2 separate regions of the Homo sapiens genome follow, and region 1 is linked to region 2. A link is a contact called in ENCODE Hi-C or POLR2A ChIA-PET data. All regions are on one chromosome and are shown on one strand. The core of a region is the stretch at or near the end of the contact, and the rest is flanking DNA. Distances in the headings are between cores, read along the strand shown.

Region 1 (4,614 bases), core at 1,578-4,077, 1.3 Mb after region 2:
CAAATTTTAGATTTAAGAGCAAAAAAAAATTACTGTTTAAGTGAAAGAGGAAAGGCTAAGTCACTGTTCAACATGGGCTAGATCTGATCTGAATTGGAGACACAGCCTTTGCAATTGAGGAAGGAGAGGTAAGCAGTAAACTTATACAGTTTCCTCCAAGAAGTGTTATACATAGATATTTTTCAAGGAAATTGGAATAAAGCAGTTTATTAATTGAGGGGAAGCTAGTTACAGTTAGCACCTGCCGCGGACTTTTTGAGGTTGTCGTCATTAACCAAATTCTTCGGGAAAAACAATCTTTGGCACCACTTACTCCAGACAAACCCTGTTTGGAACAGACAAGTGTTCTGACCCTATAGTCGCTCCAATGTCCACCAGCCACTCACGAGTGCCCTTAGGGCTTCTCCTTGGTGGTAGCATCCCAGAAATCCTACTAGTTTCAGAAGTGCCCTAGGAAGCCTACTTCTTGGATAATGGGCTCTGTCTGCAAAGCTAGGAGATCAGCCTAGAAAAAGAAACACACCAACAAACACCAGGAAACTATGTGTAATGGTTTGCTGCTTGTGCAAAAACCTCAAAGAGGATGAAGGTCAGACAGGGATAATAGGCCAATTTAATTCTGAAAGCACAAGGTGCAAGAAATTTTAATTATGGTCTGCCACTGAAATCACACAAGATCCAATGGCATCTAACTGCAACTGCTCATCAAGGGAGACAAGAGGTGTAATTGTAACCGCTGCATAATCACTGTGAGGGCACAGGGAAGGCTGCCTTCAGCTCCCAGCAGAGAAGGTATTAAGAGCCTCGAAAAATCCAATACGGGGAAACGAGATTGCATGTAGCCAAACAGAAGCTCCTAACACAAAAGCCAACCCGTGTGTGTGTGTGCGCGCGTGTGTGTGTGTGTGTGTGTGTGTGTTGAGGGTGAGGGTTCCAGAAAGAAAATGTGAAGCTGTTTGGCCCACACTGGGGATAAGAGATTGTTTGAAAACTCTGAACCCTTTTCTGTTTTGTGGATAAATGCACACAGAGAAAAGAGCACTGTCTCCTTTAGGTATTTCTCTCCTTGATGAAGCTTCACCCACTCTCCTTTGTTTAAGACAATTGGCTTGGATGTTACCGTGATTTACAGTACCAAACTCCCTTTAATTTGTTCCCATCAAACCCAAGTCTGGAGACAAAACGCCAAGCACACGACTGGAGGTGCCCAAGCCTGTGCAGCTCTGGCAGCGACGCCGCCGGCGCCCCCGGGCGTTTTCCCCGCACCCCACATCGCGTGGGCGCCCGTAAAGGCACGCGCGGAGAAAGCCCCTCCGTGGACTCCCCACTCCGCAAAGTTTAACAAAGCCGTGAAGTAAGGAAACCGAACCTCCCGTCCGCGCCCGCTGCAAAGTTGGCATTGAAGTTTGTGCCGGGATGTCCCAAATCTTGAGGGGGCGGGGGGCGCGAGTGTGCAGAGAGGCGGGAGGATGGATGCAGATGGGGAGACAGTGAGGGGAAGGGAGTTTTTCCGAGTGGACGGTCCGTGAGGCGGTTTTCTTCACCCGGAAGCCTGTTTGACTCAGAGAGGTCCGGGAGGTGCACGCCAGGGGAGGTCTCCCGGGGCGGGCGCTGTCGCCGAGGAGGCCGGCGAGCTGTCACCTGCGGGGGGCTGTGGTGGGAGCTGAGGGCGCTCTCCTAAGCGCCAAAAGAGGACGGGGACATTCACAGTCACCGGCTCTCGGGGCTCTAAGTAGTGGGGGAAGGGATATTCACGAGTGGGCAGGAGGCCAAAAGCAACACCTTTCGGATACGCTTTTCCCCTCCGACCTCTCCAACTTCCCGCGGCGCTGGTCAAGGACTCCCTCCCACCCCACCCCATCCCACCCAACCTCCCGGCCGACAATTCGGACCTGTCCACGGCAGAGCGTGGGGTGGAGTGCGGCGGGAAAGCAGAGGGCGCGAAGGTCGGGACCCCAAATTGCAAACCCTCAGCCCCTAGCAAAGACGACCAAATGCATTTACAACCGTGCAAGTATCTCAGCCTTGTAACAGAGCTCCGGGTTTGCGCCGGGCACAGTTCCCCGACTCTTCTGTTGTTCCTAATAAAGTCGATTACGTTGCCCTCCCGGAGCTGATTGGAAGGGAACCGAGAGGAAAAGGGGGGGAACGCGGGAAAAAGCGGGGGGGGGGGGGGGCGAGCAATCAACTTTGTAACCCAGCGCTTCCTCGCGCGATCCGTCGCCATGCTTAAGATTCCCACCCCCGCCGCCCCCCTCTTGCCTTTCAAGTGGATACTGAAACTAGGCCAAAACTTTTTCCCCTCCTTTTCTCTTAGCCACTAGACTGGATTGTGCCCCACGGAGCCCCATGGAGCTCTGCTTTCTTAAGCACAATAGCCGGACTAATTAGATCATAGAAGCAAGGCAGTGATACTGTAACAAGTAGCCCAAGAGGCAAAGAGGGAAGGGGCCCGAAAAGACAGAAAGGGGGAAAAGTTTGCAGCTCTCCGCACTTACCAATCAAGCCTCCCACCAGAAAGGCGATGATTTGGAACACGAGCAGAATCCCACCAACAATGCACAGCTTCTTGGTGCTCATGTTTTCTATAATTGCCCCAGCCATTTTTGCGCCCCCCCTTTTTCTTTTCTCCTTGAAATAAATGTTTTAGGGTGAGCTTTTTGCTCCCTCCTCTCACACACTCCCTCCTTCCTCGCCTCCTTTCTGGGCGCTGCAAAACTTCAGAGGTGCTGGAGCGCGGCGAGGATGGGACCGGGACGGAAGGCGCCCGCACGGATTCCCCCGGCGCAGCCGGCTCGGGTTCCCCCAATGCCCGGAGCTGTGATTGTGGCCGCTCCGCCGCCTGTGGACGCTTAAAGGAGCAGGGAAGCGGATCACATGACGCCGCCTCCCTCCCTTTCTTCCTCCCTCCCTCTCGCGCTTCCTCCCTCCCTCCCTCCCTCTCTTCCTCTACCCCTTGCCCACCAGTTCGGGGCTCAGAGCTCTGGCGGGTGCTGGCGCCTGGCTCCCGAGTCTGGCCTGCAACCTGTCTCTCCAAGGTCTGATGCCATTTAGGGGTTGCTGTTGATGTTAAGCGGGTTCCCCCTGCCCAGCTTCTCACAGGTTTCCTTTTCTGGTTTCCGAAGTGCGAGATTTAAATCACCGGTGGACCGCCTTGCAGACCTTTAACTTACGCGTTGACTTTAGGAAATGGTCCCCACCCCACCCCCAACTGCTAGAACTCTCTTTAGGAAAGAGGAGGAGAATTTTTTTTAAAAGGACCCAATAGATGCCTAAGTCAAAACACAGAGATGCGGAATAAAGTCTCAGCTCGACTTCTTTCTACCAGATTCCCAGCCTCGGTTATTGGGCACATACCCAGCTAAATTCCCCACGGCGCCCCTTGAGGAAACTTGCTCTCCAGCCAAATCAGACCACTGTTCGTTACTCCAGCACATGTGCTTCCACAGCCTTAACCCTGGTTATTGCCTTAAAGAGAACATGTTCTACTCCATCAATGTTAAACCTGATCCAAAACCAACTAGTGTTAAAAAATCTTTCTAATTTTCCACACCACCTCCATGCAGTATCTCTGGGAACTGAGCCCCTACAATCCTGTATTTACATTTTTACCTCCTATTGTAAGGATTTGTGTACACGTTTGTCTCCACCACTGAGCTGTAAACTCCTGGGGAATAGGGACCAAGTTTTTTTTGTTCTTTGTACCCCCCATGGTGCCTAACAAAATGCTAGCTCTAGTAGGTGCCCCATAATCTTTTGTGGAATGAATAAGTGAATGTGAAAGCAAGCCCACAGTTTGTATTTCAAAGGTCTAAAGAGATCTTAGTTGGTTTAGAGGGTACCTATATTAAGTTACAATGTTTGTTGTCTCTTTGTGAGAAATCATATATTTATATTTATACTTAACTTCCATAAAAAGAGGGGCGGGGCTCCCGATAGAGATTTCCTGCTCTATCAAGCCTAAATTTCTGGGCCTGGTTTTTCCATGTTTCATAAACTGGCCGCTTGGCCAGTACAACTCACCTTACTCAATAGACCCTTGGTTTGGTAAATACCCCACCCTGCTCCCCAAACGTGCAGTTTCTACCACCACCACCCACACATCTTGTTTCTTGTCCCTCCCATCCTTACACACCCTCTTCATGCCAAGAGACTATTTTTCCCAGTCCTCTCTCCTCCTCTACTCTGTTCCTGAATTTTCATTGCCCTTATAAAAGATGTCATGCAGGTTACACTTAATAGAAGCATTCATTTCTAATCTCCAAATAGAACAGAGACTTGTCAAGGACAAGCACCAAACTTTATGCATACAAAACTCCATCTCTTCAACATCTAATAGTTCTTAACAGTTCTGAGGATATACACATCATTATGTGTCACATAAGGATGTTTCAGTCAACAACAGACCGTGTGTGTGACAGTAGTCCTATAAGGTTATAATACCATATTCTTACAACACCTTTTCTATAGATATGTTTAGATACACAGAGTGCTTACTATTGCATTACAGTTGTCTACAGTGTTCAGTACAGTAACATGCCAGACAGGTTTGTAGTCTAGGAGCAATCAGCTACACGGTGTAGCCTAGGTCTGTAGTAGGCTATGCTACCTAGG
Region 2 (4,643 bases), core at 341-2,840:
AAGGTATCACCATCGATGCATGACTGTATTTAGTTATGGTAGTGAGGAACAGATACCAGCAAAGGATCTGGGAAAGGTGAAACCATGAACCAAGACAAGAACTAGGAAGAGTGGTTTCTCAGAACCCAAATAAAGCTTTTCAAAGATCGAGAAGCGATAAACCCGACCGACACTGCTTCATTCAAAAAGAATGAAACTGTGGATCAGCCATTGTATTTGGTTGCATGGCTATTGCTGGCTTTCATAGAAGCTGTTTTGATGGAGTGGTAGGATGGACAAAAGCGTGAGTACCATATTCAAGAGAGAATGCAAGGTTCTCTCCCAAGAACTCTCAACAAGTTCCGCTGAAGAAAGATTAGCTGAGGTGGAGGAGATTGGAGAGGGGAAGAGAAAACAAATTACTTAGGGAATTTTGGGGGAACTTAGTGGGCAGCATTACGGGCAGCGCTAAGGAACCATTTAAAGTAAGACAAGTCCACACAGCTGTGTGCTTTTCTACAGTCTTGTTCAACTGCTGCATAACAACAGAATGTTGGAAGCAGGAATTAGTTTTAAAGTAAGATGGTATTGACGAGACGACAATAAAATACCTCTACTACAGAGCACAGCAATGTTCGGCCTGGTGGCTCACAGAAGCTGAGGCTCTTGAACGTCTGGGCACAGCATGAAAGCATCAAGCTTGAGAGACTGCAGGCCTTAACAAACTAGAAGTGCTAGAACGATGGTTCTAAACCAGGTCTTTTCTCACACAGCAAGCACAGCAATAGAGATTTATTTTATCTTATTTTTTAGACAGAGTCTCGCTCTGTTGCTCAGGCTCGAGTGCAACGGCACGATCTCGGCTTACTGCAACCTCCGCCTTCCGGGTTCAAGGGATTCTCCTGCCTCAGCCTCCCAAGTAGCTGGGATTACAGGCATGTGCCACCACGTCCGGCTAACTTTTTGTATTTTTAGTACAGACGGGGTTTCACCATGTTGGCCAGCCTGGACGCTAACTTCTGACCTCAGGTGATCCACCCCACTCGGCCTCCCAAAGTGCCGGGATTACAGGTGTGAGCCACCGCGCCCAGCCCAGTAGAGATTCTTTTAAAGACTGCGGTAGGTCGATAAAGGAGACATTGTGGCCTAGGAGCTTCAAGGTCTACAGACTGAACCCAGTTAGGGTAGGGCCCCTTTCCAAATCCAGAAATGGTATCTATTAATAGAAGGGCTCCCTCCGGGTCCCAGGGGGATGGACTACGGTTTTTAGCGCCGGAACTTACAACCCGAAGTTCTGCTGCTTGTGACTGCCTGCCGGAGAGACTGGCATGGTGGCGACCAGCTGGGGAGTGGTGCACCACCCCTTTTTTTGGCCGCCTCTGAAGTCCCTGTACCCCCAAGCTCCTCCGTTAGCGGCTCGGGCCGAGGCTCCGGAATGTTTGCCGGGCGTCATGGCGACGGTGGAGCCCTGGCTCAACAAGCGGCCGCGCGGTTGGCTGGCGGCACGAGGCCGAGGAGGAGGGCGGAGGCGGAGGGGAGGGCAGAGGGTTGGTGGAGCTGGAGGAAGCTCCGGACGACGACTGGAAGAAGGAGGCGGGCGGCCCGGGCCTCAGGCCCCTCCCAGGCTCTGAGTCTCCCGGCTGCAGGCGGATGGATGGGGCTTCTTCAGGCGGTGGCGGCAGCAGCGAAGGTGGCGGCGGCAGCAGCGGCAGCGGCTGTAAGTGCAGCCTCCACAAGCCATCTCTCCCCTTCTATTCCAGTTTGGGATGAGGGGCTCCTGAGGTGTCCTCAGTCCCCTTTCTCTCCTTCCCCTCCCCCACGGCAGTGTACCGCCCGGAAGACCCTTAACTTCCGGGGAGGGGCTGCCGCAGAACGCGCCTGGCTTGCTCTCCGCCGGCTGCCAAAGGCGCATGCGCAGCTTCCTCCCTCTGGCCATCGACTGCCTCCCAGCGCCGCCTTTTTGCCTTCGCGGTGGTGGCGCCGCGCTGGGAATCCGCTGCGGAGTGAGTTCGCCTCGCCCCGTTCGCTTCGGTCCCTGATCCCAGTCGGGGTGGGGCTAAGCTGACCACCCTGCTGTGGCTCCGCCTCTTTCTCCTGTATTTCCCTCACTTGTGTCCCATCCCCGGGAGGCTCTCGCTTGCACTGCAGCCTTTATGGTGAGCAGCGCCCTGGGCCAACTTGCCCTTTTCGGATGGAGTCAGGGAGGGAGGAGAGACTCGAATAGGGTATTACTGTAAGGAAACGAGGTCCTCCTAGCGCGTGGGAGGATCCCTTGGGACAGATGCCCGCCGCTCTTTACTCTTGTTCTTTCAGCTTGTAGTGGCTAGGTCCCTGGCCTGGAGCCTATCTGTGGTCCCTGCATGCTGTGTAACCTTGAGCGAGTCACTATCCCTCTCTGGGCTTCAGTTTTCCCTATTTAAAGCTTCCTCCAACGCTAGAATTCTGCATTTCTGCAGAAGAACTTATGTAATTACAAGATTGACTTGGCTATTGAGGCCGCTTCACCAAGATGACCCGGAGTTGACTGAACCTTCTTCACTTATGGGTGGAATGAGGCGACCTATTTATTGGGTCGCTTTTATTCCTTTATCATTAGTTACAAATTGCATGACTTAAGGCTCATTAAATGTTTTTCTAAAATTGTCATGGGATCCTTGTCCTGATTCCCGACCATCTTTTTAAAAATGCGAAACAGGGTGGATGGTGAGCTTGTATCATCGTTTCTGTCTCCTTGCTACTGAGGCTCTCTTTCCTTTGATCCAGATGGTGTGGTCGCTCGATTCTCCCAGTGCCTGGCTGAGTTTCGGACGTGGTTAAGAACCAACTGGTTGAGGTTCAATGCAGACAAGACGGATGTGATGCTGGTAGGCAGGGGTACACTTGGAGATTAAGGGAGGGAAAATCCAAACTCCCTCAAGTAATATAAGATTATATTACTCTTCTTATATGTTCCAGTGTTTGAGAACTGATGGGCCAAAAATTTCCAGAATTTGGGTGAGATAAAAATAACATGTCATCAATGTAAAAACCATAATCATAGTTTGTAATATTCTGATAAAATGGGGCCACTGGATAAAACTGTAAAAATTATGAAAAGAAAATCCAAAACTGTTATTTGAAGAACCAAAAGCCTATATAAGTGTTTTAGAGTGGCATTAATAACAAAAAATGAAACTAACGAAAGATGATGCTGATTGTCACTATAGATGTGGGGCTTCCAAATGTAATAGGCTAAGTTTTTTAGATGTAGGTATTTTCAACCAAATTAGTAATTATCCATAAAATTTTACCACCACATCATAAAGACATGGTGTAGGCTGTTGCTTTTAAATAAAAATTTCAGGAAATAGTTTATAAACTAATCTCAAAAGAGACTCATGGACGCTGAAAATTGTTAGATATAGAATTTTTTAGTTTTGGATGTGTTGTATTAATCTATTTCAGTCAGCTAACCCCAGAGTCTAAATTGTTATAAGTACAGTATTTTCTTGGTGCATTTTGAGAGGTACCTTTTTGGATTGCATAACAGATAGGTTTATATAGTATATATATATATGTTACTTGTATTTGAATCAGGTGTTGGTACTGAATAAAAGGTTATATTTCTTAGGTATATGTAAATTGCCAAAGAAGTTTGTTCATTGGTTCGTTTAAGGTACTGGTTGAAGTAAGATTGTGCTCCTAAATGCTTTTGTTAAAAGCATAATAATAACTGAGGGGTTTGTGTGTGCGTGCGCCTTATAGCCTCTATAGAATTGTTCAATAACTTTTGAATGGAAGATTCAGTAAATTGCTTACAAATGATTTATCAATATAATAGCAGTTTTGAGTAGCTTAATGTCATAAAAATTAATGTTACTTTGCCTGAAAATAAGGAGGCTTTTAGGTGGGGAATAGGAGCTGAAGAGGCATTTATTCAGGCTTTGTATAGTGGTTTTTTGTTTTGGGACATTAATCACAAACCTCACATAAAATTGGAATTCAGCACACTTTTTTAGTTTAAAAATTTTATACACAATTCCAACAGAACTACTGTTTTGGATATCACATTAATAAATAACAAAGTGTAATAATTTTAAGCAGACACAATTAATGGTGCATTTTCTTATGCCTTTAGCTCTCTCATGTCCTATTTTCAACTCTTCTAGTATGAATAGGCTTTAAAAATAAATTTTTTTTTGTTAACCCAAGTATAAATATTAACTGTTTGCATTTGGATACAAAGAAGATATCTGTTGAATTAATCCAAAGTGCTGAAGAACTAAGGGTAATGGATGGAAACAACAAGGAGGTAGATTCTGGCATAATAAAAGAAAGAATGTTTTAAACATTTGAACTTTTTTTGAAAAGAGCAGCCTTTTTATGAGATATAGTGAGTCACTGGAGGGGTTTAAACATAGGCAGAAAGCCTGGTAGTAGAAGCATGATGAGAGATTACTATCTTGACAGGGTAGAGAATTGACTAAAAGATCTCTAAGGTCCCATCCAACACTAAAATTCTATAACTAGTGAATAGTTAATTTTTATATATTTAATACTGAAGAGGGTAAGTAAGCGTTTTGAGAAAGACTTTTCATTCCGTAAGGTGGCTCCTGAAAATTTTACAGTTAGGTGTATCACTAAAATAAAATAATAGTGGAAGGATACTGAATTCAGTGGTAATG

What was found. Hi-C counts contacts between places; a loop is a spot of excess contacts on that map. ChIA-PET counts read pairs that join two places held with the same protein, here RNA polymerase II (POLR2A). Pooled maps may share reads with other maps.
Region 1: a pooled map shows a loop between it and region 2 (6-fold over the local background). The contact joins the promoter of WLS here to the promoter of MIER1 in region 2. A Hi-C loop is called at or near these places in 1 of 168 maps with a recorded cell type or tissue (sigmoid colon) and 5 of 50 pooled maps. POLR2A ChIA-PET finds 5 or more read pairs at or near these places in 1 of 52 experiments (endothelial cell of umbilical vein).

Annotation. Positions count from the first base shown.
Region 1 is chr1:68,229,696-68,234,309 of GRCh38, forward strand. It overlaps WLS (Wnt ligand secretion mediator), which reads right to left and starts at 2,828. Exons shown (of 12, transcript NM_024911.7): 1 at 2,499-2,828. The coding sequence starts at 2,604.
Region 2 is chr1:66,923,400-66,928,042 of GRCh38, forward strand. MIER1 (MIER1 transcriptional regulator) reads left to right here and starts at 1,591. Exons shown (of 14, transcript NM_001077700.3): 1 at 1,591-1,696; 2 at 2,743-2,843. The coding sequence starts at 1,630. It overlaps DNAI4 (dynein axonemal intermediate chain 4), which reads right to left and starts at 1,457. Exons shown (of 17, transcript NM_024763.5): 1 at 1,263-1,457. The coding sequence starts at 1,432. RefSeq lists enhancers at 1,160-1,319, 1,610-1,889 and a silencer at 1,460-1,579.